Regions from separate parts of the Homo sapiens genome. Here all the other regions are linked to region 3. Evidence: chromatin loops called from intact Hi-C (ENCODE). Cell type or tissue: dorsolateral prefrontal cortex. All regions are shown on one strand. Links, peaks and the distances in the headings refer to the core of each region. The heading gives the core; the rest is flanking DNA. Region 1 has its middle 140 kb from the start of LMNTD1. Region 2 has its middle 120 kb from the start of LMNTD1. Region 3 overlaps RASSF8 (Ras association domain family member 8).

What was found. Peaks named below come from ENCODE experiments on the same cell type or tissue, not always from the same donor. Only the 100,000 strongest peaks of a DNase experiment are listed, where the experiment ranks them.
Region 1: a loop joins it to region 3, with 2.0 times the contacts of the local background. A loop is called at or near these places in 20 of 110 quality-filtered maps.
Region 2: a loop joins it to region 3, with 2.5 times the contacts of the local background. A loop is called at or near these places in 20 of 110 quality-filtered maps.

The regions. Positions count from the first base shown.
Region 1 is chr12:25,685,398-25,695,871 of GRCh38, reverse strand. No RefSeq gene overlaps it. Among named protein-coding and RNA genes, the nearest start is that of LMNTD1, 140 kb to the right of the region's middle. In dorsolateral prefrontal cortex, for the core only: no CTCF peak of the experiment used is centred there; a DNase peak (open chromatin) is centred at 5,681.
Region 2 is chr12:25,671,994-25,682,467 of GRCh38, reverse strand. No RefSeq gene overlaps it. Among named protein-coding and RNA genes, the nearest start is that of LMNTD1, 120 kb to the right of the region's middle. In dorsolateral prefrontal cortex, for the core only: a CTCF peak has its summit at 5,083; no DNase peak of the experiment used is centred there.
Region 3 is chr12:26,025,473-26,035,946 of GRCh38, reverse strand. The region is part of intron 2 of RASSF8 (Ras association domain family member 8); the gene reads right to left. Among named protein-coding and RNA genes, the nearest start is that of RASSF8-AS1, 71 kb to the right of the region's middle. In dorsolateral prefrontal cortex, for the core only: CTCF peaks have their summits at 6,320 and 6,522 (motif pointing right); a DNase peak (open chromatin) is centred at 6,546; H3K4me3 peaks cover 760 bases; H3K27ac peaks cover 3,981 bases.

The sequences.
Region 1 (10,474 bases), core at 3,314-8,313, 340 kb after region 3:
AAATCTTGCAGATAACTGATCATCCCAAATCCACAAAGGCAAAAGTTGAAAGAGAAGTTGGAACATCAGAAAAGGCACAAGAAACTCCGCAGCCCCTGAAGGAGTTGAAGCCGGTTCCAGTGTGACATATATCATGAGGTTTCTGCAGGACTTCGCTGTCCATTTAAATGCTAATGTGCAATTCTGGCATATCCTCAGAATGAAAGTGCTGAAGCAAGCAGCAACACTGGAAATTTCAGAACATTGTTGAATATTCAGTATCCATGCACTAAAGAGCTCAGGTAGACTTTTAAATATCAGACAACAAACCACAGTTCTCACTTCAATATGCTTGGCTAAGAATTCTCTGGCAATATGCTACTTTTTAAAGAAAGGTTCAGTGAAGTTTTGCATTTCCAAGTGATTTTTCTTATGAAGTTAATCTGACAAGCAAAGCAAGAGGTCGTCGGCTGCAATTCATACATAAGGTATATATTAAAAGGCAAATTCAGAAGTTCTTCCTGGTTGTTTTCTCTGAAGTCTCAATTGTCTTCACCTGTGAGAACTGAAACTTATCAGGCATTGAAGGGAAATTTCAAGGTTTTGCCTCATTTTCTTACTCTATTTATGTAGTGCATCAAGCTATATTAATATAATATCACTGAGCCAGCAATAAGCGGGCACACTGAGGGGTAGTAATAACTGTTATTGAAATTGGTGCCTTGAGAAAAAGAAGAAGCTATTCAAAGATGGAGAGTGAGTTTCCAGAAGGACAGTTACATAGGAAACTTTAACTTTTATGTGGATACTTACTACAATCTCCAGAAACATTCCTAGTATTCATTAAACACGTATGTAAAGATCATCTTCAATTATTAGGCATTAAGATAGGTGCTGGGGATATAATAATAATAATAATAATAATAGTGAAGACCAATATACTGATTTCCCTGTAAATAATACTATGTAACTGTTTTACATATACAGTAGTCCATAGTCCCCCCTTATTCACTGGGGATATGTTCAAGAACCTCAGTGGATGCTTGAACAACAGATAGTACTGAACCGTATATATTCTATGCACAAATTTTATTTATTTTTTCACAATTTTATGGATAAAAGATTCAGTCTTACTATAGATCACAGCAACCTCAGCATTGGAGAACTTTCACTTTTTCACTTGAAGTATATGGACTACTGTATATGCATCTGTATTTATGTAGTGCATCAAAGTCATATTAATATAACATCACCGAACCAGCAATAAACAGGCACACTGAGGGGTAGTAATAACTGTTATTGAAATTGGTGTCTTGAGAAAGGAAGAAGCTATTCAAAGATGGGGAGTGTGTTTCTGGAAGGACAGTTATATAGGAAATGTTAATTGCTATATGGATATTTACTACAATCTCTAGAAGAGAAATTTTACACCAGTGTAGAGAAAGTGCAGTTTATACTTTGTCTTTGGCATATCTAAATTACCAGCGTCACTACTCTTGTGCTTTGGGGCCATTATGAAGTAACATAAGGGTTCCTTGAACACAAGCACTGCTTTACTGTGACGGTGGACCTGATAACCGAGACAGCGACTAATGACTAACGGGTGGGCAGTGTCTACAGCAGGGATACACTGGACAAAGGGATGATTCACGTCCTGAGAGGGATGGGGTGGGATAGCTCCAGATTTTATCACACTACTCAGAACAGAGTGCAATTGAAAACATGAATTGTTTATTTCTGGAATTTTCCATTTAATCTTTTCAGACTGTGATTGACCATGAGTAATTGAAACTGTAGAAAATGAAACCGTGGATAAAGAGGAGTACTGTATTAACTCATTTAACCCTGTAAGGGTGTAATCCTGTAAGAGTGTAAATACCCTTATGAGATAGATATTTATGGATGGAGAAACTGAGGCACAGAGATTCTGTGACTTGACAAAGGTGACACAGATCATAAGTGATGGAAAAAGAATTCAGACTCGGAAGAGACTGAACCACAAGGTACACTCTTAAAATCACTATACATGGTGCCTTAATCCCACTTTCCAGTGACATTTTGAACAATCTTCTATTTCAAATTTCTTTAGGTATTTACAAAAATAAAAGCCTGCTTTTCACTAGCTTATAAATGCCCTGAGGTTTTCCTCACCATGTGGTGGCTTGCCCATATTCAATGTTCCACAAATGTTTGTGGTGTAGGCAGTATAAGAACAAAGGTTTGGGGGCAGAGAAAGCTGAGTTGGAAACTCCGCTCTACTACTTCCTTAAGGTGTGAACTCAGTTTTTTCAACTACAAAATGGGAATTACGGAGTTACTGTGAGCACTCAACGTTACAGCTGAGGAAAGGGAGGGCCAGCCACACTAGAACTCTGGCCATCTAATATCTACTCAGGTCTCTTTATCTAAGAGACCTCCTTCTCTCCTTTCCTTCATCCTTTCCCTCCTCCTGTTACTTTATTCACTCATTAAATATACTTTTTATTAAGTATCCACTTTGTACTGGGCCTTGTGATAAAAATAAAGTAAGTGGTGGGTTTCCAGTCCTGACTTAATTTCTGCTATAGCAGTAACTCTCGGATCATGGACCCTGAACAAGTACCATCAGCATCCCTTGGTGTGATGGTTCATTTTAATGTGTCAGCTGGGCCACAGGGTGTCTGGACATTTGGCCAAATATTATTCTGAATGTGTCTGTGAGGATATTTCTGGATGAGGTTAATATTTGAATTGGTAGACTGAGTAAAGTCCATTGCACTTCCTCATGTGGATGGGCCTTATCCAATCAAAGACCTGAATACAACAAAAAGGGTGAGGAAGAGAGAATCCCTCCTGCCTGCCTAAGCTAGAACACTAGTCTTTTTCTGCCTTCAGACACAAAGTGAAAAGTTGGCTCTTGGGTCTTGAGCCTGCCAGCCTTCAGACTGGAATGTACACCATTGGCTGGCTCTCAGGACTTTGGACTTAGACTGGAGCTACACTGTTGGCTCTCCTAGGCCTCCAGTGTGCTGACTGCAGATCTTGGGACTGCTCAGCTTCCATAATTCTGCAGGCCAATTCCTTATAACAGATCTCTTTAATACTCTGTGTGTCTCCTGTTAGTTCTGCTTCTCTGGAGAATCCTGACTAACACACTTGGGCAGTGAGTTCAGGCTCCACCCTGAGAGTGAGGCCCAGCAAGCTGTGTTTTAGCAAGCCCGTCAGGTGACTCTGATGCCCCCTAAAGCTTGAGAACCACTCTACTTGAAATATTCTTGATTGACTTCACTAGCGGGAAGCACAGCATTTCATCGTCAGCAGAGTTAAACTCCTGAGTCACGACTTCTTTTCAGATACCACAACTGAAGGTCAATTCTCTGAACGAGTTCACTTTGACATCAGACCTTTCCTACAAGAGCAAATAGGAGGCCCTGGTTGTCCAATCTCTTAATGAGCTTAGTTTATAAATATAAATGTAAATATGCTGGATATTTGTTGTTGCTGCTCAGCATAAATATATTCTAAAGACTGACTGAATTGGGTAAGAAAGCTCTCCTCAACCTCTTCAAGGACTGTAATTACTTTACTCCCAGTGGATGATGGACCTTATCTAACGAAAGCAAGCCACAGGGACAATAAAACATTCTTACACTACATTGCGTCAAGTAGAGTCTGCCAGAGTTCCTCGGCACTCCCTCCCCAGACATCTGATCTCTATTATTTTTTCTCCATGATTAAACATGCAGGTCTGCTTTCCAGCTCCTCAAGAGGGGCTGCAGGAATTCGCATTCTGTTGCTCCCCTGTGAAAACACACTGTCCTCAGGGGTATTCACGATTCCTGCGAACTGTGGGTGGTGAATGTTTCCCATTTTCATCCAAATTAAGATCAGTAATCAAAGTCACAGGCTTTTCTTTTTTTGCTTTTTTTGGGTTTTTTTTGCTTCAAGAAAGATCATCTAGAGTTTCATTTCTTTCCTATCCGTAGGGGAACAGGAACAGATAACAGATCTTTTGTTCCAAACACATCGTACCAGTACTTGATCCAGGTATGTTCTACCCATAGAAGTGAGACAGACCTCCAGTCAAAGAGCATGCTCTGGAATTCTTTGTGGGCAGAGCAGCAGTCTATTTTTTAGTAAAAAACACACAACAAATGGATTATTACATGTTATGAGCTATTAATCAAGCAGTTCAAACATACGTTTATTATCTACAAATATTCATTGAGTGCTACTGTGTACTAGCCAGTGTCCGATGACATGGGACACAGATACACACAAAGATATTAAATAATCACCATAATCACTTGCTATATATTGAGGGCCTACCACGTACAAGCTAGTGCTGAGCTAGTGCCATAGGCAATTGTGCACAGACACACAAAAAATAAGAAGTCACTTATTGAATACCCTTATACACTGAGTGCTTTTATTAAGACACTGTATTAACCCATTCTCACACTGCTCTAAAGAAATACCTGAGACTGGGTAATTTATAAAGAAAAGAAGGTTAATTTGCTCATTGTTCTGCAGGTTTTGCAGGAGTCACAGGGGCTTCCTCTTCTGGAGAGGCCTCAGGAAACTTATGATCATGGCAGAAGGCAATGCGGAAGCAGGCACTTCTACGTGGCAGAGCAGGAGCAAGAGAGATAGGGGGAGGTGCTACACACTTTTAAATGACCAGATCTCGTGAAAACTCACTCACTATCGTGAGAATAGCATCAAGGCGGTGGTGCTAAACCATTCATGAGAAACCACCCACATGATCCAATCACCTCCCACCAGGCCCCACCCCCAACATTTGGGATTACAATTTGACATGAGATTTGGTGGAGACACAGAGCCAAACCTTATCAGGTACTTTATATATATCTTACTCATTATTTCCTCTCAACATCACCATGAGGCAGGCATTATCGTCATCATTCTAGAAAAGAAAGTAGTGTACTGAGATGTTAAACAATTCACTCAAAATCACTTCGTTTGTGAAATGGAAGAATCAGATCTTAAATCTATTTCTTTCTAAATCCAAGCACTGTAACATGTTTTCTCTGTGCCTCCAGTTTTTCTCTAAATGGAAAGTCAGAACTTATGCATTTAAAAACCTCAATAATAATGCAAATCTGCAAATACCAAGTGGCAGGGGTGGGGATATGAAGAGTAAGCATTAAGGAAGCAAAGATGGATACGGGCACTGTTCTACCAAGGTCCAGCCAGGAAAAACAGAAAGGATATTTTAACGAAGGTATTTTAGAAGAAAATTAAGAAATTAAGAAAGGTATTTTAACGAAGAGATTGGTCAAACGGGTATTTGAGCAGTGAAAGTGTGAAAGGGAACCGTAGGTAACCGCAGGAAGCAGCTCCCTATCCTACATTGTGGGAGCAAACACAAGAGGTTGGAGTTATTAGGACTTAGCTCAGAGGAGGGGCCCTGCCAAGTTGGAAGCCAGTCTTGTAGGCAGGATGATGACTGGCAGGTGCTGGTCATTCTCAGATGGTGTGTTCAAACTTGTCCTGGGAAGGTGAGGGGGGAAACCTGAAAACTGCAGCCTCTGGAACAACTGCTGAGAGTGAAAAAATGTTTCTGATGAGACATTCAAAGGAATAGGAAGCCACCAGGATGCTAAATGGAAGCAGATGGAGGAACAAGTCCCCTTTTCCTCCTTCTGCCTTCCAGGCTGCCTCTTACGCCTGCTATTGGCAGAGCCTGGCATGGGTCCAGCTGGCAAAGCAGCAGTGTCTGCTCCTGAAATCCTCACTGCTCCTGGCTAAGTCCGTCCCTAAGGGGAGGTAAACCACACGCTGCCATGCCTCTGCACTGATCAGTTCCTGAACTGGAGGAGAGGCCCCCTGGGTGCAGAATTCACTCTCACTTATACCCTTGGCTCCATTTGGTGCGACTGTACTCATGATCTTCGCTCACTTCACTCTTGTGGGATCAAGGAGCATTTTCTAGGTTGCCCACCTCATAGGTAGAAGTCTGTCAGGTTTTCCATGTCTTAGTGTCTAGTATGTGAGTCCACTGACTTAACCCTTTTAATTTTACTAATTTCTCTGGATATATTTCCCCCTGTAATAGAACAGATTTCACCTCCATTTAGTACATCTCTCTGATTTTCATCTCTCTACAAAGAGAATCCCACTTCTGTTTATTTATTCTTTTTCCCCATTATTACCTTCTGATGAGAACTACTCATTCTTATCCCAAGTTGTAGATGAAATTCCTGCGAGCTGAGATTTTAGAGAGAAAGGTAGTTATAGCAAAAACAATCCTCAAGTAAAATAAACCAGAGTTCCCCAGGCTTTGGGACAGTGCTGGTCAAAGATGAAGTTTTCTCTAGTGCAAAATGAAAGCAATGCCAAGAACTATGAGAAGCAAATTTGAATTCTGCCTCCGGTGATTTTTGGGAAGTTACTTTACATCTCTGTGCCCCAGTTTTCTCATATTCTCTTACTATTACAACTAATCTACAAATTAGTCATTAATAAGCACATAGACCATAAAGTGCTCAATAAAGGCTAGATAATATTATTTTTGGACAGTTTAAGGATGCCAACTGTCCTTTCATGAGAAGGATTGACCTATATTCAGAGATGACATCAATCTTAATTTTTAAAATTTGGAAATGCTTTCTTGTATAAAATGCCATTAACAGTAAATGCAACGAAACCTAAAGGTCTGAAAACACTGCTATGAAAGACTCCTAAATTATATAAAGAAATGCTTTAAAAAAACAAACAAGTGTTTTATCAAGGCTTTTGAGGTTTTTGTTTTTGTTTTGTTTTTGATACGGAGTTTCACTCTTTCACCCAGGCTGGAGTGCAGTGGTGTGATATGAGCTCACTGCAGCCTCCGCCTTTTGGTTTCAAGAGATTCTCCTGCCTCAGCCCCCAGTAGCTGGGATTACAGGTGCGTGCCACCACGCCCAGCTAATTTTTTTATTTTTAGTAGAGACAGGGTTTCACCATGTTGGCCAGGCTGGTCTTGAACTCCTGACCTCGTGACCCGCTTGCTTTGGCCTCCCAAAGTGCTGGGCTTATAGGTGTGAGCCGCCACGCCTGGCTGAGTTTATAAAATATTAATTTACTAGTTCGACAAAGATATATTAGGTGCCCGCCTTGTGTGGGACCCTGAGACGATGCTAGAAATGCCCTGATGAGTGAGACAGACATGGTGTCTGGCCTCAGAGAGGTGATACCTAGCAGGGCTTTTCACTTAACTTATTTAATTTGATCCACATAATCAGCCTGGGAAAGGGTATCATTATTATTACCTCTGTTTTAAAGAGAAAATTGAAGTCTCATGAAGGGAAATAACATTGTTTGCATCGCACAGCAGGCAAAAGTTTGGGTTCCTTTCCCCATAACACAATGATACATTGCAGGCCTAGCTCTTCTCCCAGGAATTCCATCTCTGTTCTTATAATGAAAACTGCTGGGAACATGTGCTTAATAAACGTGTATGAAGGCTCGCTTTTCGGAACACATCTAGTCTGCGAAACAAGACTGGGTATAAATTCAGAAGCCCCCGACCCCCCCGACTCAGGAATTTAACAATCAGCTCTCTAACCCTCTTGCCTCTTCTCATTTGCTAAGTGAGCAGAGGGTGTGAAGTGTACCTTTAATGCCTCTAGCCTATCCTTTCCACCCCGTGACCTTTTCACCCATCTATTCCTCAAGGGGAGACTTCACTATGCTAATATGCCTTATGGGTCTCTGAGTAGGGAACCAAAGCAAACCGTGTTCCTGTTGTCTTTCTACCCAGTTATTTTTTTCTCCCACTATCTTTGAAGTAATGCGTGCTAAGGGATCATCTGATAACCATTTAAGGTGACAAAAATGTTGAGTCTCAAAGGAAAGGAACTGTGAAAGGACAGGCAAGGGCGTCAAGGATTTTATGTATGTACCCTCCTCAAATCATAGCACGACACATTGGCTTCCTGCTTTTAGTTTTAGTCTTGTTCCGTTAATCTAGAGCCACTGGAGTGAGATTTTCACAATGATCTTTTGAGGTAGCATGGCAGGTGCCTTTCATGCAGAAGCTTATAAAAACTTACAATTCTAACAGGTAGGTACTTGCTATACAAAAGAGGAAACATGGCTGGGCACAATGGCTCATGCCTGTAATCCCAGTGTGTCCGAAATTGGTGGGTTCTTGGTCTCACTGACTTCAAGAATGAAGCCGCAGACCCTCGTGGTGTGTGTTACAGTTCTTAAAAATGGTGTGTCCGGAATTTGTTCCTTCTGATGTTCGGACGTGTTCGGAGCTTCTTCCTTCTGGTGGGTTCATGGTCTCGCTGGCTTCAGGAGTGAAGCTGCAGGGACCTTCATGGTGAGTGTCACAGCTCTTCAGGCAGTGCATCTAGAGTTGTTCATTCCTCCCAGTGGGTTCGTGGTCTCGCTGGCCTCAGGAGTAAAACTGCAGATCTTCTCGGTGAGCGTTACAGCTCATAAACACGGTGCTAACCCAAAGACAGAACAGCAGCAAGATTTATTGCAAAGAGCAAAAAAACAAATCACCCACAGTGACAAGGGGACCCAAATGAGCTGCTGCTGGCTCAAGCAGCCTGCTTTTATTCCCTTATCTGACCCCACCCCCATCCTGCTGACTGGTCCATTTTACAGAGAGCTGATTGGTCCATTTTGACAGGGTGCTGATTGGTGCATTTACAATCCCTGAGCTAGACATAAAAGTTCTCCAAGTCCCCACCAGATTAGCTAGACACAGAGCACTGATTGGTGCATTTACAAAGCTTGAGCTAGACACAGAGTGCTGATTGGTGCATTTACAAACCTTGAGCTAGACACAGAGTGCTGATTGGTGCATTTACAAACCTTGAGCTAGACACAGAGTGCTGATTGGTGCGTTTAAAAACCTTGAGCTAGACACAGGGTGCTGATTGGTGTATTTACAATCCTTTAGCTAGGTCTAAAAGTTCTCCAAGTCCCCACCAGATTAGCTAGATACAGAGTGCTGATTGGTGCATCCACAAACCTTCAGGTAGACACAGGGTGCTGATTGGTGCATTTACAAACCTTTAGCTAGACATAAAACTTCTCCGAGTCCCCACCAGATTAGCTAGATACAGAGTGCTGATTGGTGCATCCACAAACCCTGAGCTAGACACAGAGTGCTGATTGGTGCATATACAATCCTCTGGCTAGACATAAAAGTTCTCCAAGTCCCCACCTGACTCAGGAGCCCAGCTGGCTTGGCCTAGTAAGTCGCCTGCCAGGGCTGCGGGCAGAGCTGCCCGCCAGTCCTGCACCACGCACCTGCACTCCTTAGCCCTTGGGCAGTCGATGGGACCTGGCCAGCGGAGCAGGGGACAGCGCCCATCAGGGAGGCTCGGGCCTTGCAGGAGCCCACTGCGGGGAGTGGGGGGCTCAGGCATGGCAGGCTGCAGATCCCCGAGCCCTGACCCGCAGGGAGGCGGCTGAGGCCCGGCGAGAATTCGAGCATGGCGCAGGCAGGCCAGCAGTGCTCAGGGAGCCGGTGCCCCCTTCCGCAGCTGCTGGCCCAGGTGCTAAGCCCCTCACTGCCTGGGGCCCGCAGTGCTGGCCGGCTGGCCGCTCAGAGCCCATTTAGCTGGAAATACTGTGTAGTTATGGTGTGTAAATGGGCAAAAAGAGACTAGTTAACAAAATATTATCAGGTTATAATTTTATACATAGTAATAATTGAGTCTTTCGTTACTTTACAGATCAGTACCAATGAGAGAGATTGACTCGTTTCCTAGGCTGACCACCCATCTCAGTTTGCAGGACTTTCAGTGCTAAAATTGAGAGATAATTTACTAAAAACTGATTATTTGCAAAGATTGTCACTAACACTCAGGTACCACATCTATGTGATCTTAACACGTTTTTAAAGTTCATTCAATACATTAAAGGAAAGTTCATTACACAGATTATCGATAGTGTAGTTTTGATGTAGAGTGAAGCATTCTTGTGCATTAGATGTTAATGGTATGGTTTGGGATCTATCAGAGACACAACAAATATTTATTCTTAGCAAGTCAGAGCAGAGGGCAGTGTTGTTAATCTGATATTCACCCCTTAGTAATATAGGCCTGGCCCAAGAATACCTGTGCCAATTCTACGGCTGATAGGATGGATCCACCAGGGAGGCAGAAAGCACCAAGATTCAAGGTTGTAGCTGCCTCCAGCAAATGGGCAGCCACCAAAGTCCATGATGCAAGTCTAGAGAGATTAACAGCCTGCATCCAGTTGGCTTGTGTAGAGGAATTAAGGTGCATGCAAAAGTAATTGTGGTTTTTGCGTTGTTGGAATTTGCCATTTTATATTAGAATACATTCTTAAATAAATGTGGTTAGGTTATACATCATTTTAATGGGCATGCCTCCCTTTATGATTTTTTGCTAATGGCTTATTACTTGCTTTTTATTTTATGTTTATTTTAGACTATGGAAATAATGTTAGAGAAAAAGCAAATTCAAGCGACTTCCTTATTGGAATTCAAATGGGTCGTAAAGCAGCAGAGACAACTCTCAAC
Region 2 (10,474 bases), core at 2,484-7,483, 350 kb after region 3:
TGTGGCCCCTGATCCTCCTCACACTAAAGCACCAGTGTTCTTGCAGTGCTAAAGCACTCTCTGGGTCATAGTGTCTTAGAGAAAGACCAAAGTGAAACCTTCCCCCACCTCATTTTCTCTTCTTCTTATCAAGATATGAGCTTATGAGGACAGAGGGACTTCTGAGGATAGCTACCAAACTGCATGCATAATCATTCCTCTCTTCTAACTGCAAATGTGTTTCTTGATCAAGCTGATCATTCTGACTCTTTAAAAGATGTTTTAGGCTGTCGCTTTCTCACACATGTTCAGAATGTCTGAACCACTTTGGGTTCAGGCTAGGATGTCAATCTTGGATGTAGATAAATGACAGGTGTACTTTGAGGCTCTAGGCAGCACCTGGATATCCTTGTTTACCAGGTAGGTAGCTATGATTCAGGGACTGGTTGGAAAATGATGTTTACCTGTCAAATAACAGCAGTTCAAGTAGATTTCCTCATACCAACAACGCTTTGACATCTCACATCAAAAACTCAGAAAGAGGCTCCTTTTCCAAGATGCCTGGAAGTACAGCTCTTTGCTAAGCGAAGTCATTTTAGATGCAGTTCTTTAGCGAGTTCTGCCAGAGCTCTGCCCACTAGAAGAAAGGATTATGAACACTTACTTTGTATGATGTGGTCTTGAGGCAGCAGTAATTTATCCCTAAGGCTCTGTTGAACAAGGGCTGTGTCACCCACTAAATAGGGACATGTGAAAACGTCTATTGCTCATATTGTCTGGTGATTTCACTTTGAGTCGTTGCTGCATTTCAACCAACTTTCAAGTGACTTTTTTGTTCTTCAATAACTACCCTAAATGTTACACTATTATCATAAAACAAAAGACCTGAGAATCCTTTCTGTCATTTTTGTATGAAACTAATTTAAGCTTTTCAGAAATTTGTGGCCCTTTCGTATTAACAAATACATATCATCTTCAATGCCTCAGTCATTTCACAGCCATATATTGAAATATTCAACTTAAGATATTTCTAATTAAATGAATGAAAAACTATGGATACAACTAACTAAAAATGGCTTTTCTCTGACAACTTTACTTGAATCACCATACTTTTAAACAAAGGCCATTTCATTTTTCCTCCCTGCTTCTTGTATCAAGTTTAAGAATCAATGCCAGCATCTTTTTCTTACCTTTGACCATTTCCTCCTCTTTAACTCAATATCTCTTCCTTTTGAAGTCCATGATGTCTGATTATATGACACCGCCCCACATCCTATCTCTGCCTCTGTTGGTCCTTTATCATCTCCATGTTTTTGAAGAACAAGAAGGCCATGTGCTCAGAGAATAGAGAGTGGATTATGCCGGGTAAGTTGGAGATGTTGGAGGGCTAAATCATAAGGACCTGGTGGGCTGTGTTGAGAACTTTGGTCCTTATTTTAAAAGCAGTCAGAAACCTTTTAAGGTTCTTAAAAGGGTAAAATGATACCTGATATGGTTTTTATTTTTTTGGAGACAGGGTTTCACTCTGTCTCCCAAACTGGAGTGCAGTGGTGCGATCTCAGTTCACTGCAACCTCCACCTGCCAGACTCCAGCAATCCTCCCAACTCAGCCTCCTGAGTAGCTGGGACCACAGGCACATGCCACCACACCTGGCTAATATTTGTATTTTTGGTAAAGATAGGGTTTCGCCATGTTGCCCAGGCTGGTCCTGAACTCCTGGACTCAAGTGATCCACCTGCCTCCGCCTTCTAGAATGCTGGGATTACAGGCATGCACCACTGTGCCCAGCCAAACTGATGTGATTTTTAAAAGACCACTCTAATTGTAACACAAAGTATGGATTGAGTCAGGTAGGAATGGATATGAGGGAGCAATTAGAGTTCAAGGCCGTAAACAGCTAGAGGATGACAGTGACTTTGACAAAGGTAGTAGCAGCAAAGGTGAGCAAAGTGTTCGGAGAAAAAATGGGCAGAAGTTGCAGATTATTTAGATGGGGTTCAACAAAGAGAAAGAAGAATCTAGGATGACTCCAGTGTTTCTGCAAGGAGCAACAGAGGGTGTGGTGGTGTCGTTGCCTAAGATGGACAACACAAGAATGGAGCAGCTTCTCCTGGGAGTGAGGGCTAGCTCAGATTTCCTCCCCATGAACTCTCCCAACACCTGCCTGGCAAGTTCTAACTGCTGCTACTGTTCCCAGACAGGTAAGTGTCACCATGGAAGATAATGCAGTAACTGGCTGCACTTCACATACATCATGTCCAATGCCCGCTGCTCCTCCAGGCTCTTTGGAAACGCTTTTATTGATTTCAAATTAAATCTTATTCTATTTTTTATGTTGTGTTTTTAAAATGTTTTCACTCTTCCCATACTTCCAGTCCTATCTTTCCTTCTCAGTTTTAACCAACCACTTTGCCTCTTAGTTTACTGAAAATAATAATAATAATAATAATAGAGGCCAAATGATGTGAATTTCTCAAATTCTCTTATCCCTACTTTAAAATTTTTTGGAATCTTCCATCATTCTCTTTTCTTTCCTGTGAGAGATGCGTCCTTTTCTGCCTTTTAAGCCACATTCTCTACCTGTGTTTCTGATACTGCTGTATTCCATTTTTCCAGCACATTGTTTCAGAGACCATCCCCAATTTCATATCTCATATTGAGGCAAAATAGTTTTATTCAGAACCTAGTATTAATATACTACATGTAGAAAATTTGAAACGTACAGAAAGGAGCAAAGATGAAAAAATCACCTATAATCTCATAGAGAAAATCATTTTTAATTTCTAATTATTAAAAAATTTCTCTTTCCATTGGTTCCCTGTCTCCAGCCTGAAAACATGTTTAGGTCTTCTCTTTTCTGAAGAAGACTCCCCTCAGTTTTTCTTTCCTTTCAAGCTACGAGGAGAGCTCCTTCACAGCCCCCTACTCTCCTAGCACTTTACCTAGAGAGCTTTAAGATGCTTCTGGAGTGACAAAGACTGCTCCAGGCTCTGGAGTCTGAGCTATGACAATGAGCAAGACACAGGTGAAACTATACCTGTATCTCCAGGACCTGTCCTGTTTCCTCACTGCTCCAGCTGGTTCCTTCTGGATCTGGGATTTTGCCTCATATGTGTATGTGACTGTCCCCGGCCATTACCAGCCCGCTGTGTTCCCACTCCCTGTCTGCCACATCCAATCCATTCTCATAGCTTCATTTATATTTCTGTATGGGCGATTTCAAGTTGATATCACTAGCCAAGACCTCTCACTGGAAGCCAGAAAAACATTTCCAACTGCACTCTGAATGCCTCAACAGGGTGTCTCACCAGGAAACTCAACACATCTAAAACTAACTTCATTATCTATTCTGCCAAACCTATTTCTCCTCTTGTATTTCCTGTTTCCATTAGTGGTACTATATATTTTTTTCAACCAAAGTAGAAAATGTGGCGTCATCTTTGACTCTGCATTTTCCTCAATTCAAATCAAATGCTATAATACTTTCTTAATATCATATTAATTACTTATTTGTTTCAGGCACATTGCTAAGTATACATGAGGTACATTTTTGCAATTGATTTTTCAACTACATGCTGCGTTATTCTTATTTTACAGATTAAAAAACAGAAACTTTGAGGTTCACAGCTAAGTGACAAGGTCAGTATTTGACTCAAGCCCGTTTGTTTTCAAAGCTAGTGTCTTGATATGTCTTTTCAATTTATCCTCTCCTCTCTGTTTCCATTGCTGGTGCCCTAGTTCTGGTCACTGTGGTAGAAGCTCTGTCAGCAATCCCCAGTTAGTCAAGTCACCTTATTAACTATACTCTCCCATCCTCTTTCACACTGGTCAGTGAAGTCTGGTAGGGAGTGATACGTTGGGTTTTCCTGGTTCCATCAATTTATCTGTGAGTTTGCAAAGAAACACTTGTATTTTGTTTAGAAACTAGTCTATGCAGTTGTGCTTATTATGTTACAAAATTTAATTAAGTACTATGTAAACCAATGCATATGAATGTAAATGACAGCTCTTCCTATGAAAATTAAATGGAAGACTTTGGAGAGACTTGAAGAGAGTGAGCAGCTTAAAATATTATAATCCAACCAAGTATTGGGAAAGAGAAACCAAAAATGGTTGTGAAAAACTGTGTAAAAATGTCTGGAAGATTCTGCACTCAGATTGCCTTTGGCTGCAATTTAACAAAACAGAAACAAAAATGTGAATGTAGCTTATACAAGAAAAATGGTAGAAAACTCTAATTAGCAGACCTGTATTCAAAGTAAGAGTCTCTGCATTCTGTCATACAATTACTGGATGAATGTGCCCACATATGTCTTAGGTGAAAGTATAATGTGTAAGAGAAGTGTGTATCATTTTATTCCCTGCTTTAACAATTTTTACAAATGACTGACCACATTCAGTTCCCAATTTCATTTATCAAGAGACCTTCTACCTTATCTCCCATTATCTTCCAGACAGTAACAATACCTTTTATCTGAACCTCTAGTCTTCAGTCATCATTTCTCCATTCAGTTAACAAATATTTTTAGCAGCCTACTTTGCAGACATCATTAACCAGAATTACCTGCTTAAAACTCAGATCTATGCCCATCACTCCCTTATTCACAAAAACCAGATGACTTCCCATTGTCTACAATGAAGCTGAAAGTACTCAGAATACTACAGACTGCAATGATCTGATTTCCCCCAACCTTTTTGGCCTCAGCTCCTAAGACAGCACTCCATACGCCCTGAGCTTCAGTCATTCGTACTCTTGCTGGTGCCCACATAACACCATGCCTTTCAGCATTCATTCAGAGAGCACTTGTGGTGAACTCCACACTGGTATCTCACATACTTTAACTCACTGTTGAAAATAGTCGTTTATGGTGGGAAATATATTGTTCATAGAAATTATACCTCAGAAAATGCTGAAAGAACTGAATAAATTTAATTGAATAAATTTCAAGTTGTAATGTCAAGAATATTGCACAACATACAAGGTGGGTTGGGTGAGGAAGTGCTAACTTGTCTTCAATAATCAGAAGTTTAGATTTTCTTCATACTCAAGATAATTTAGCAAAGGTTTAAAAGTCTGCATGGAATGCTCCCTGGTGTCCACTCAGGAAAAGTGCCTGGTTCCTGGGTGACAGATATCAATGGACTGTTGTGTCATTGTCCTTATAAGTCTTCTCTTGCCCTCGTTCATTCTTACCCTAGGAGGCCTTTGCCTGTGGATTGTCTTAGCTGCCACTGATGCAGTGAACTCTTAAAATGCCATTGAGCCAGAGCATCTTCGTTAGCTCTATTCTCTTTTCAATTGCTTTTGTATGTTTTCACTTGGCAAATCTAACATTCCAGAGTTTAAAACTGAACTTCCCCCGACAAACTCATCATCCTCTGCTTTCTGTCTGTGGAACCATCATCTCCAAGGTGTTGGATTTATCCATGGCTCTTGGGTGGGGGGCATGATTTGCTCTTTGCTCTTCCTTAGCCCACGACTAGTTGCCAATTATTTCTTCCCATAAAGAATGAATGTTAAGGGCTTTGAAAACTGTAAGAGGACTCAGCCCTTTATGGTCCAACTACTCAAAATATTTGTCTACACTCATTGTATTCATTTTACCTCCTGTTCACGTCTCAACCAGAGTAATATGGCTCCTGTCCCATAAATTTTACTGAAGTTGTTCTCATCAAGGTCTCCAATCACTTTCTTAGTGCTAAATTTAGCAGCCATCTTTCAGTTATTAACCTAACTTGTTGTGGAGTTAGATATTTAGACCAGTCTTTCTACTTGAAATGAATTCTCAGCCTCTATGACACCTCTTTACATCTCAGGCTGCTTCAACATACACTTCTTTTTAGGTTCCTGTCTTCTGCCATTTCAAAATATCTGTCTGTTCTTCACAATTCTAATTCTTCTTGTCTTCTCCCTCTACACACTCCTCTAGCAATCTCCTCAGTTTCCCAGGTTTAATTACCACCACGATGACAATGAACACTGGCTCTGTATCTCCAGCCCTGTTATTCATCTGACCTGTGAAATGCAGCTATCTAACTGCCTGTGGCCATCTCCTCTTGAATATTTCACAGGTACCTGGACTTTGATCTGCCTGAAACTGAATTTACAAAAATGCAAGAGTGCTCCTCCTCTTACTTTCCCTATCTTAGTTAATGCTACCATTGATTATCCATTTGTTCAAGCCTAAACCATAGAAATAAGTCTTGACTCTCCATCTTCCTCATCATCTTTCCAATCAATATCAAAGCTGTGTCAATGATACTTTTGAAAAATTTCTGAAATCTATCCACTGTCTCCATCACTTCTGCATTATTGTGGTTCAACCCACGGTAATATCTCCCATAGATTTCTGCAACAGTCTTCCAAATGGGCTCCCTGCCTCCATGCTGGCCTCTCTCCAAACTTTTCCACATAGCAGCAAAATACTTCTGTCTTAACATACACATTTAACCACATCACTTCCCATCTTTTCTGTTGATGCCTCTGCGCTGCCCTCAGTGTTAATTCTAATCTCTTTCACACAGTTTAAGGAGCTCTTTGTGGTCAAGCCTGCTCTCCTGCTGAGACCCTCTCTTGCCACTCCCTCACACTCTGTTATGCATCTTAAGTTTCCAGACTGCTCAACTTCTCTGCCTGTGAACTTTGACCATCCCCATGAATCTGTTCCCCTCTATCAGGCTCTCCTCTCTGCCTATGATCTCTGACACTTCCCCCTGCAAATTATTTATTCAACATATTTTTGAACACTGATTATGTCCCAGATGCTATTCCAGGCCCTAAGACCACCACAGGGAGCAAGGCAGGCCCATCACTGCACTCATAAGGCTCAGTGTCAACTGGACAGATGGACAAGCACACTTAGGTCATTGCAGATCTTTATGATAAGGGGAGACAGAGGGACCCCCACGAGCCTGGATGAAGGTGTCTCACTCAGGCTGGGAACAGAAGGCTGCTTCCTAAGGGCAATGTTATTTAGAGTGTTAGACTTGAGACAGAGAAGTAGAAAGCTAAGAAGCCAGCAACTTTAAGAAAGACTTTAAAATGTACATCATTATGATGACTTTAATTTTTTCATTTTCCTTCTCACTCTTCTTAACTCTTGTCCCTTTCACATCCCAGTCCATTCTTTAAATAAACACTTTGGTTGATTCTTAATGTACCCCTAGAAATTAACTATTTTTTCTTCATTTGTGGCAACCATGTTCATACAAGCACACCCTGGCCTGTGGCAAGCCCACCAGCTCCCCTTCTTCAAGTCTCTCCTCAAGGTAAAAATGAAGAGACTTCATCATGTATAATAGTCACATCATCTTCCATCTCTTGGGGAAAGCTATCAGCTAAGTTGTAGCTAACTAGGGCCATGCACAGGTGTTCCTTTTCATCCTTCTGCTGTACCCATTTTCCAATTGCCCATCTGTATTTCCACATTTTCAAATTGTCTACAATGTCAAATTGTCCAAATCATTTATCTAAGAGGTAGACAACCCATGATATCCCTCCTTGGTCCAAAATGATACAGCATAGATGAGGTTTAAGAAGGCTTTCCTTATAGCTTTGAAATTCATAGCAGACCTCAGGCTCTCCAGATTAGCATAATGGTGAGGTTTCTAGACTTTCTTTGAGCTTTATTCTAGGCCAAGCTTCTCTAACCCGTGGCCCGTGGGCTGCATGCAGCCCAAGATGGCTTTGAATGTGGCCCAACACAAATTTGTTAACATTATGAGACTTTTGTAGTTTTTTTTTTTTTTCTCATCAGTTACCATTAGTGTTAGTGTATTTTATTTGTAGCCCAAGACAATTCTTCTTCCAATGTAGCCCGGGGAAGCCCAAACTGGACACCCGCTGTACTAGGCCACAACAGTACCTTTTACATATAGTAAAAATTATTAATCAACTAATCTTGTCCCACAAATCTCTTACCTTTCTACTTTTAAAAATACATAGCACATTAAAAAAAAATTAGTTCCCTGAGGAATTGTTAGTTTACATAGCCCTCCCAGTCAGTCAAATAGTGGTCCCCATTTTAAAAGATTTTAATAAGATAAAAAATATACTAGGACAAATTTGTGGTTACCCAACCTCCCATTCTTCCTGTGGTAAAGAAGAGGGTGGCCTTGGCTGGATGCGGTGGCTCGTGCCTGTAATCCTGGTACTTTGGGAACCTGAGCCAGGTGGATCACCTGAGGTCAGGAGTTCGAGACCAGCCTGGCCAAAATGGTGAAACCCCATCTCTACTAAAAGTACAAAAATTAGCTGGGTATGTTGGCGGGTACCTGTAATCCCAGCTACTCAGGAGGCTGAAGCAGGAGAATCGCTTGAACCCGGGAGGCGGAGGTTGCAGTGAGCCAAGATCGCACCACTGCACTCCAGCCTGGGCGACAAGAGTGAGACTCTATCACAAAAAAAAAAAGAGGGTGGCCTTACCTGTGATTGGTCAGTGGCTGCAGGTGACTCTGCCTTGCATGGGGAAGGTCATTATTTTCCTCAATCACTACTGCCTGAAGATTCTAAAGCAGTGAGGGTGCTTATGTATAGCAGGAAACTAATTACTTCATTTCATTCTTTTGTTGGATCGTTCTTCTACTCACTTGCAAATAATCTTCCCTTTCCTTTAACAGCGTCTCTCTGAGGAGATCAACAACAGCACATTCATCAAAAGAGCTGCAGTAGGATCCCAGGAGACAATGGAAGGCTGGGACCAGGGGAGCCAGGCTAAAGATCAGCCTCCATGGCTCCTGGGTAATTGGCCTCCCCATCTCTCCAAAGGGAGCTCTTAACCGATGCAGATGGAGACTTCCATTTAATTCCTTGTATGTAGAAAAAAATAAATAATATGTAATTGTTTCACCCATAAAAGGAGCCATGTTTTTATAACAATGACAATTCAGGGCATTTGAGAGTCATTATTGGTAGTTCTTGGGGACTTTATAAGCAATCATTTCCTTGATCTGAAGCAAAAGAAGAATCAGAACATAAGGCTGCTTTTAAAATTTTTGTTTCAGGGGGTAAAAAAGACTGCACCTGAGTTTTTTTAGCCATAGGCATCTTTGTGATAACACTGGACACAAGATGCTCTATGCATCCGTGACCTGTAAAGCCAATAACACTTTAGCCATTTTTGACGCCCTTTCACAGAGAACTTAGTTAATAAAGACAAATCTTGGCAAAGGCAGTTAATGGTACCAAGACGTAAATACTTTTAAATACTATCTGGCAGCTGTTGATACTATAAAATGACTAGAAATTTCAAAAAAGGCTTATTCATTCTGAGAGAGATTCTATGTGTATTGTTCTTTAACGTTTCTAGTATACATTTAGACATTTAAGAACAGAGCTGCCAAGGATGGGATCTGATCACAGAAGTGAGTAGGGGTGAATAGGGCCAAAATCCAGCTAGTGTCCCAGACAACAATTCCCATGGCCTGGCTTCCTCTAGTGCATATATATTGACTAGTGAAAACTACGTTTAAGAGACTGAATAATAGAAAACTGACAAATAATCCAAACATCCAATAATAAGGTACTCATTGAAAAATATGCATAGAAACCATAAATGTAATCATTAAAACAAGGGCATATATGTATATAACTAAATGAAAAAGCAGGCAATAAAATAAAATATATGCTGGGCATGGTGGCTCATGCCTGTAATCCCAGCACTTTGGGAGGCCGAGGCAGGCAGATCACCAAAGGTCAAGAGTTTGAGACCAGCCTGTCCAACATGGTGAAACCCCGTCTCTTCTAAAAATACAAAAAAAATTTAGCCAGGGTTGGTGGTGTGTGCCTGTTATCCCAGTTACTCGGGAGGCTGAGGCATGAGAATTGCTTGAACCTGGGAAGCACAAGCTGCAGTGAGCCGAGATCACACCACTGCACTACAGCCTGGGCGACAGAATGAGACTCTGTCTCAAAAAAATAGTAATAATAAAATAAAATATATAACCCCATTTTGTTAAAGTATATGTAAATACACAGCAATATAAACATATACATATGTATACATGTCTGTGTGTATGTATACACACATACATTCTACCACCTATCAATTCAGGGGAAAAAAATGAAAGAATACATACTAAAACATTGACTGAATTTACTCTGTCTGATTAGTTTGGAGTGACTTGACTTTTTAGTTATTTTGATTAAAATGTACTGTTTCATTTGTGTGTGTGTCTGTGTGTGTATGAGATACAGTTATTTTTTACGTAATAAAAAGTAACAACTAATAATTGTTATTTTAAAAGAGATAGATACTATGAGCTAAAAATCGACAATAACTTTTAAAATAATCTGGGCCAGTCATAAGGGAAGTCTAAACAATCCAAGGACAGAGTATAATTCACTGTTTGATTTGGCCAGTTTTCTAACTATAATTATTATAGCTTTATGATAACATTTTCATAAGCCAAGAATAGGTGTTAAAGTGAATCATCAATTTATAAAGGTAATTATAAAGTAATTCTACTCTGATATTGATTGCATTTAATGATCCT
Region 3 (10,474 bases), core at 3,579-8,578:
AAATATATGAAATATATGATATATATCATATATATGAAATCATATATGATTATAATTATATATAATATATAATATATAATTTTATTATATTTTATATAATACATAATTATATGAAATTATATTATATATAATTTCATATATTGTATATCTAGTGATGTATATCATATATATCAGATATATAGTGATATATGTATTATATGCTACTTGGGCTAGAAATGGAAGAACTTCACACAGTTAACATTTCTTTAAAAAAAAACAAGTGTTTATTGTAAGAGAAAAAATTTTAAGCCCAGAAAATACTGAAAAGGTGAAATTATATAATTATATAAAATTATATATATAATTATGTATACAATATAAAATTATATATACAATATATAATATAAAATATATACACTATATATAATTTTTATATATAATTTCATATAATTATATTATATAATTATATAATTTCATATAATTATATAATTATATAATATAATTATATAATTTCATATACTTATATTATATAATTATATAATTTCATATACTTATATAATTATATAATTTCATATAATTATATTATATGATTATATAATTTCATCTTTTCAGTATTTTCTGGGCTTAAAATTTTTTCTCTTACAATAAACACTTTCATTTTGTTTAAAGAAATATTAACTGTGTGAAGAAGTTCTTCTGTTTCTAGCCGAAGTAGCATTCTTCTCAGCCAACTTTGAAGACAGGGACTAGCTATCACTAAACCCTACAACTTATCATACAAGAGTAAAACTGGTTGGAAAGCCATTTCCACAGAGTAGGGGTCAGTGCCTTAGTACAGCCTAGAAGAGAAGTTCATTAACTAACCTTACTTCTAGGGATTAATAATTTTTACCAGTAGTATTGGACAACTGGAAAAACGTCTATTAAAGTTTATAGGGCAACACCAGAGTAATCACCATAATACCAAAAATAGGATAGTTCATAGTGACTAATTCACACAGAAATTAAAAACCAAATGCTATGACAAACAGTACCTAGAAAGGTAAAAGCAGTCTACAACAAACCAATGAGAATGCATCTACACTTGGTGAATCTGCTGTATGGTGTTTTTTAGTTAGATGTTTTTTTTTAATGTAGCTTAAATATCATGAATTTTAATAGGCACATTACATGGAAAAGATGTAATAAATAATTTTGCTGTGTTTGGATCTTATCCCACCCTTGTTTGATTTCCCCTCATGCATTCTAGCTAGGATGTAAAAAGTAGGAGGTTCCTTAATTTCGAAATATGGGAAATAAATGCTGGAGGAAAAGGAATAGGAGTTACTTAGCCTGTCAGAAAGAATAATGATCTTTTTCTCCCCCCTAAGATTATTTGCTTAGTCATTCCCACTGAAAAGAATGAGTTTAATTTTGGAAGTGGTAGGAATGATAGAAATCCTAGATCAAGCTTGTCCAACATGTGGCCTGCGGGCTGCATGCGGCCCAGATGGCTTTAAATGCGGCCCAACATAAATGCATAATCTTTCTTAAAACATCATGAGATTTTTTTTTTTTTTTTACTTCATCTGCTATTGTTAGTGTATTTTATGTGTTGCCCAAGTCAATTCTTCTTCCAATGTGGCCCAGGGAAGCCAAAAGATTGAACACCTCTGTCCTAGACAGACCATAGGGCTATTTTGTCCTGCCCCTGTGGACTTAGGGACATTGACACATCTCCCCTCACTCCTACTCCTTCACCCCCAAATCCCAGCTAATGCTGTGATTATCTTAGTTGAACAGTGTGCCACGTGCTTACCATTTGCCCACCTCACTCCAGCCCGTTCTTCAACTACTCCCCACCTTTGTGAGGCAGCCACATCTCCCTGCCCTGCCATGTATTGCTTCCTCTGCTTGGAACATCTTTCTCCCCACTCCACCACCACCTCCCTGCTAGCTTGCTGGGGTCTGGTCGACATGATGGTGGTGGGGAGAAGGCACCAGCAGATCCAAGTGCTTCCTCTTTGCTAGGCACATACAACGACTCAGAATAATCCACTGAGGTCATGTTTTTATTCTCATCCCCATTTTACAAATGAGGCCCTGGAGGCTCAGAAAGGTGAACTAGTTGGAGACAATACAACTGGTAGGAGATGGGAGCTGAGATCTGAGTGGAGGCTGATTTGAGAGTCCTGGCATTCAACCTTTATCTGGAAGGTGGCAAACTTGACAGGGACAAGGCAGATGTGCATATTAAATGCAAAGAAACAGTTTTCACCTCCACAAAGAAATATGCCATTAAAAAATTTCAATACTTGGCTCTACGTTTCTTTCTTTCTATGAAGATGGATACTATTCATCTTATGCCTCTATCATTAAAAAAAAGAAACCCAACAGTGTTTGCAGAACTTATTTCCTTTTTCCCTCCAAAATAACAATCTGGATAATCATATTAATATCATTTTTCTAGCAAAACCACTTACATTCTAGAAAATGCTAATGTGCTTTTAGCATGAAAGAATGAAAATAATACCTAAGCTTTAACACAAATATAGTGGAAAAATATAAAAAGATGTGGAAGATCTCATTATTCTTGTCATTTTATATTGTGAAATCAAAAACATGCTATAAAACAATTTGTGGGTTTTCTGTTATGACCTGAAAGATCACAATTTTTACTTAGTGCTTCAATACATACATGAGAAAATACCAAATTCTTTTGCTCAAAGGAACTCCAGCATACCTTGAAATGGCCTGAGAGCTGAGCCTCAGTTTTGGTAAGAATGTGGTCTCCCACTGATCAACTTGATCCCCTCTGGTCTCATTACAGAGTATTTATGATTCAGCTGAACCATTTAGCAACATTTAAACCATCCTTAGTATTTACCTCAGGGGAAAAGTCACATTTCAAGGATAGTTGAAGTATCTAATATATTTAGTTGCTACTCTAAAGAAGACAGGCCTGCTTGAAAACAAGATCACAGCATACATTGCTCTCTGCAGGACCTCTGTGGGTAGGAAGCTCTTTCTTTTAACTGATTATGTAATATTTTAGCTTTGGTAGTAAAAGATTCCAGATGTTTACTCTAACAGCTTTGTAGACACATGGGGATTGATGTTAGACACATAATCACTGGTTTTGGAGCAGGGCCAATTGTGTACATACGCTGTTTAATTATGTTGACACTCCAGACATTTCAAACATCAACAGAATTTCTCAGCTCATATTCCCATTATGATTCCTGCTTTAAATGATTATAGATGGGTATGGAAACTGGGCATTACGCATGCTAATGAAATCTATCTAGCTCTTTTCACTTTTAATAGATTTGGAGGTTTCATGGGTTAAAACTCCCTTAAGCTATAAATTGCAGGTAAATATAATAAAAAAACTGCCAGGAAACATTTCCCTCAGAATTTTTTGTTGCATGCTAATGTAGCAATTTCAAAAAAATTTGTCATTGTTCTCCTTCCTAAAAATTCACATGTCACAAGGGAACCTTTGACTCAGCCATGAAACAGTCCCAAGAGTCCTAGAACTTGACTTTGGGAAATACTTCTCCATACAAACAGTGCTAGAAGTTTGTTTTCTATCAACATTCCAAAGTTTGTTACCTAGATGATTTGGAACAACCTGCTATGAGTACGAAAAACATACACAGAATTTTAATGTATATTAATGACTCAAATTTCTCCCACTTCCTTTCGGGGAAAATGAAGCAATAACATACACAATATTCCCATAAACTTTTTAAAAGACATTTCAAAGTTTTATATGTGAAAATGCAAAATGACTAGCTCATCACAAGAAAGGATAAACTGGGCTAACAAACTGCTACAAACTGAAGGACCTTTTCAAAAAAGCAAGCTCAATGGAAAATTCCCTGATTGGTAAATTTTCCAGATACAAAATTTCCAAGCATCTCAAGACCATAGTTCTCCTAAGTCACTACTTCTGGGATATGGGAAGTTTCCTTCATGTACTGTAAGCTGCTGACATCATGCACATAAATGTAAACCAAAACATGTATTTCATCAAAGTAACTAACATGATGATGAGAAACAGGATATTTTGAAACATATTTATAAGCAAAACATATAGGTCAGATTAAGCCATTGAAGCATCTCCTCAGATTTTTTAGATTACTCTGAATAAGAAATATTTTCAAAAATGATGGAAATATCTGTAGTTTTACATGTGTGGCTGCTATTGAAATCTCTATTAACCCTCTTTTTCTCAAGTTCTCCCATTCCCACTCTGATCCCGCAGACCCTACCTAACAAGTGCCTTTAGAAGCAGGCAAGCATTTTCTAGTCCTCTATTTTAAGTCTCTCAGACCACCAACTACTTACCATTCTTACTGCCAACAGCAATAGTTCCAAACCTTTATCATCTCAGGTCCTTATAATTTTATAGTTGCTTACACCTCTCTGTGATCCACCTGGCACACTGCCACCAAATCTGACCCTGCCCTCAGTTGGGCTCAAATCCTGTTAGTAACTCTACTGGGCCTGTGGCAGAAGCTTAACAAAGGGCTGCTGATTGAGTTCAAGAACTCTACACTGATTTCACACCATCATGATGAGGATGGATGGGTCTCACGTGTAACGATGAGCCAAAATATACTTTGAGAATCCAAGTTAAATGGCAGTGTTTAGAAAAAAAAATACTGAAACAATCTAGCATCTTGGGGTGTTGGAATTTTAAAGGTTTGACAATTGGCAAAATCAAAGTAATCCAGAAATCTAACCCAATGTACTGGCAGAGTATCACAAACCCTCATAATACCTCAAAAAAAAATGGGGCAGGGGGAGTCTACAAGTTAAATTTGGCACCAAGTTACTAGTTGTAAAATAAAGCTTATTTGATTGTTGTCTCAGGCATTACGTAACTGTAAAGAGTCTTCATTTATACTGAAAGCTGCAGCAGTAAAAGCTGCAGACATATTTAAGAAGAAATATCATATTTCCTACTGCTTCAACTCACTGTTCCTGACCATCTTGAAGGGGTCTGCAAGTTATGGCCCGCTACCTGGTTTGTAAATAAAGTTGAATTGAAAACAGTCGGGTTCATTCATTTACGTACTGTCTATGGCTGCTCATGTGCTACAATGAAGTTGAGTAGTAACAACAGGGACCATATTGCCTGCAAAGCCTAAAATATTTATTTACCTAGCCCCAAAACCAGGCACTTGTCTGGTACAGTATGGGTGAGGAAATACTTTTTAAGTCCTAACTTTGTTCCAGAAGTTAATCTGGGCTGCTTATCTACTAAAATCTAAGTTTAGGAAAAAAAAAAAAGATAACTTCGGGGATGTCTATTTGGTTTGAAAAGAAAGAAGTTAAATATTATTCACTTGACTAACATGTATTTCTAAGTGGGAATTTCTGTTGCACTGCAACATCTCAGCATTTTTACTATGGCATTAGTAACAGCACTGCAGAGCATCACAGGCTGTAAAAACATTTCCATGTGTGATAGACAAAAACCCAATACCGGAATAAAAGGAATAGAATCCATCTTATCCGGACAAGTGGTTTTAAAAAGTCATCCTACAGAGCCCTGCAGAACTTTCATTGAAAACAAGCACAATTACATGGAATGAATTTGTTTCTGCTTCTTGTAGCCCCTCTACCTGGGCTTATAAACCATGAGAAAGAAGGAAGATTTACACTGTCACAGAAAATACTTAAAAACCAAGGCTTTTGAATAAAATGAGTTTTTATTTTCTCCTGAATAAAACATTATTTGGATCATGGGGGGAAAAAAACCTACTAAGAATTATTTTATCACTAAGTGTAATTAATACAAGTCACTATAATGTTTATCAATTATATACTAGAAAACAAATGAACTGAAATCAACTTTGAGACAATTTAGACATACGGTATCATAATCAAAATCCCAAGAGAAAGATACTTTATCTTTTTGCCACATTTTATTTCAAAATTTATTTTTACAAAAAATAAATTAGTTGCCCTAAACTCTTTTTAAATAAAGTGATGCACAAATAAGCAAACCAGCAAAGACTGTAATAAAAACAAAACTGACGATTTGGTGGTCATTTACTGGCAGACTAAACAAGTTAAGAATAAATATCTCTGAGGAAGCAAGCCAATTAAATGTTGGTTAGATGGCTGATTCAAAGATAAATAGTAGCCAGGAGTATAACTCGGACGTCATAGTTTGAGATTGATTTTTTTTTCCTTTAACCAGTGGGTAAAACTGTTTTTCTGTTATAATAATAATGGTCAACATTTAAACCAACAGAGAAGTTTTAAGTTTTAATAACAAAAGAGTGCCAAGGAAATGATCTTGTTCCTCAGAACAAAAAATAATCTGTTAAGGAAATATTTTGGATCTCAAATTAAGGCCAATCATGAGTACAGAGCACAGCTGATGATTAACAGAAGATGCCGCATTTAAACACGGTGGCAGAAGACACTGATTTACTTCTAATGAATATATAGTACATTATAAAAAGTGACAAAACATAAACATATGAATATAATGTAAACAACAGTAAAAAGAAATCTTTTTGTTTCTTGAAATTGGGGCTTATGGTTTTAGCCACCAGAGGTCACCCTTCCCCAGACAGATTAAAAAGCAGGGCTTCTGAAGCACTGTCACTTACTGTGTATTTGTTAAAGGAATACAATAAAAAATAACATGGGTTGTCAATGTTCTTCTTTCCCCAGCTAAAACATATGTGAGGCTAGACCTGCCCCACACCTCTCCCTAATGCAGACATGCTGGTAATGGAGAAGAGGAGAGCTGCAAACAGCCTGAGAGGCTAAAGTGATCTACATGATAGACATGAGAAAAATCACTGAGGGGCGAGGGACAGGATGCAGTTCCCTGGTAGAAGAGAGACTTGTGGAATAGCACCATGCTAATGAGGGATAATGGAGAAAACTGGAAGAGGTTTCCAGAATTCTTACTGTTATCATAAACACAACCACTCCTGGACATTCTTCAACTAACACTGCAGTAAAATTTTATACGGCTTTTTTCAATTAGTTTTGCATGTCAAACCTAAGTATCGTGCACCAAATTTGGCTTTTTTTAAAAAAGCAAATTAGCCAGGGTTCCTCCAGAATTCAACATATACTTTTACAATAGAATTGGAGAGAAAGAGATCTTTAATCTATCCTAGTGCCTTGTACAAAATATACTCAGCAAATACTCTTCCTCATTCATCCCTCCTTACATATAATAAAGAGACCTTTAATTCATCATAGCACCTTATACAAAATATACCCAGTACACTCTTCCTCATTCACCCCTCCTTACATATAATACAAGAAGGAGCTGACAACCAAAAGTTTCAACCTCTTTTGTTTCAATTCTGTTAGTTAAGAGGGCCCAATTCTATTTATTGTCACTTACCGTAGCTGCAAGAAGTAAAATTCAAAGGTTAGAGTGGTTTTTAATAATTTCATGTACGTGGCCAAGGAACATGTAGACATTTATGATTACCAAGAAATTACAACCTTCCAAAGCACAGTATTTATTCCATGTAGCACCAAAGGAAATCCCAAAGAAAAGGTACTTAGCAGCCTAGTAGAAGTCCTTAGCAATTTCTTTGTGAAATACTTGGTTAGAATTCATTGTCTCACATTCCAACACACTGGCAAATAAGGTTATCACACATCATCATATCTTTTGATACCTAACAACTTTTTTCTCTAACTACATAGGAAAAGTACGCTCATTAAAAGATATTCAGAAAATGAAAAAGGCTTTTAGAAAATAAAATCACCTATACTTCCAAAGAGTACAGGGAAAGAAAATGAAGTTCTGAGTGAAACACTTTTAAAACACACAAATTAAATTTATACAGTCTCAAATTCTTTTAATTATAATTCATCCACATTATTCCCAAATCAACTATAATCTGTCCCCTGCTTTACCAATGACATAGTTCCAACAGGTTCACCAAGACCCCGATGCTGCATGGGCTTTCTTCATACTGTTTCCTATTTCCTTGCACCATCTTTGATGTCCCCAGAGCATCTGCACAGCTGACGTTCCTCACAGCCACTCCTTTGTCCTGACTTCTACATCCCGTTTTCCATGGCTTCTCCCACCCATCTGGTCATTCCCCTCTGTCATCTTCTGGGCTGTTCTTTTTCAGGCTAACATTATTGAATTTCTGGCTCAGTCCTCTATGCTTCTCATTCTATCCCCTCTCTCCCTAGGTGACCAAAGTAACACTCATGGCTTCAACAACTGAAACTACATGTTGATGTGCCTAACACATAATAGGTGCTTAATAAATGTTTAATCTTATCAATGGCTTAATGATTAGTAACTTTCCAATCTAATCTCCAGGAAATTCTCAGCTCCAAGGCCACAACCACACAGCAGAAGTCTCTTAGCACAGTTGAGACTGGTAACTGGCTGGTTAATCATAAAAGCAGGTTAAAGCAGTGAATCATGAAAACATGAAAGCATTTTGTACACTTAACTTTAACCAGATAAATACCCATTCATCTGCCAATATTTTTATAGTCAGGCCAACTCTTAAGTGAGGGCCTGCTGACCCTTCAGTGTCTTTCTTGCCTAAATCATACCCATGGTGAATTATCGGTGCTATCCAGCTTCTGTTTGTTTGTTTAAACAACAGCTTTACTGAGATATCATTAACATGCCATACAATTCACTTTAAGGCATACAGCTTGATAGTTTAAATATATTCACAAAATTATGGAACTATCACCAGTTACTTTTGGGACATTCTCATTACCCAAAAAATAACCCACATACCTATTAGCATTCACTGCCCATTTCCCATCAAATCCCCAGCCATAGGCGATCATTTACTTCCTTTCAGTCTCTATGGATTTGCCTACTCTGGATATTTCATATAAATAAAATCATACATGTGGTCAAGAATCATCCATATTGTAGTAAATATCTGTATTTCATTTTTTTATTGCCAAATAATATTTCATTGTATTGTTATATCACATCTATTAATTCAGATCATTTGGGTTGTTTCTATTTTTGGCTATTATGAATAATGCTGCTATGAACATTCATGTACAACTTTTTGCATGGACATATATTTTAACTTCACTTGGGTATGTAATTAGGAGCAGAATTGCTGGGTCATATGATAACTCTATGTGTAACATTTTCAAGAACTGCCAGACTGTTTTTCAAGGTAGCTGTAATATTTTACATTCCCACCAACAGTGTATGAGAGTTCTTATTCTTCACAATCTCACTCACACTCCTTATTAGCTGCCTTTTAAAATTAATATTACGCCTATAATCCCAGCACTTTGGGGGGCCGAGGTGGGCGGATCACTTGAGGTCAAGAGTTCAAGACCAGCCTGGGCAACATGGTGAAACCCTGTCCCAACTAAAAATATAAAAATTAGCCGGGCATGGTGGTGTGTGCCTGTAATCCTAGCTACTTGGGAGGCTGAGGCAGGAAAGTCACTTGAACCCGGGAGGTGGAGGTTGCAGTGAGCTGAGATCACGCCACTGCACTCCAACCTGAGCAACAAAGCGAGACTCCATCTCAAAAAATAAAAAATAAACTAACTAATATTACAGCCAACTTAGTATGAAATCATATCTTATTTTCATTTTCATTTCTCTGAAGGCTAATAACGTCAAACATCTTTTCATTTGCTGATTGGCCATTTGTACATAGATATTTGTCTACTGAGATACTTTGTCAATTTTCTAATGGGACTATTTGTCTTTTTTACGATGAAGTTCTTATATACTCTAAAAACAAGCTCCTTATCAAATTATTTGCAAATATTTTCCCATTAAAGTTGTCTTTTCACTTTTGATGGTGTCATGTGAACACAAATCTTTAATTCTGATGATGTCCTGTTTACCTATCTTTTCTTTTGTTGCTTGCACATTTGATGTCATTTCTAAGCAACTACTATTTAATTCAGGATCAAGAGGATTTATGCCTAAGTTTACGTCTATGAGTTTTATAGTTTTTCTTCTTACATTTAAGTCTTTGATCTACTTAATTTTTATATACGTGTATATAGGGGGCTAACTTCACTCTTTTGCACTTGGATATCCAACAGATCCATGAACATGAGATGTCTTTTTTTTTATTTTGGTCTTTAATTTCTTTCAACAATGTATTATAGTTTTCAGTGTATAACTTTTGCAATTTTTTGTGAAATTTATTCCTAAGCATTTTATTCTTTTTGATATTATAAATAGAAATATTTTCTGAATTTCATTTTTCAATTGTTTACTGATAGTATATAGAAATGCAATTAAATTTTGCATACTGATCTTGTATCCAGCAATCTTGTTGAATAGTTCTAATAGGTTTTTAATGAATTCCTTAAGATTTTTCCATATGCAAGGTAGTATTCTCTGCAAACAGAGTTAGTTCTTTTTCCTTTCCAATCTGAATGCTTTTTTTTTTTTTTTTTTGAGACAGAGTCTCACTCTGTCGCCCAGGGCTAGAGTGCAGCGGTGCGATCTCGGCTCACTGCCAGCTCCATCTCCCGGGTTCACGCCATT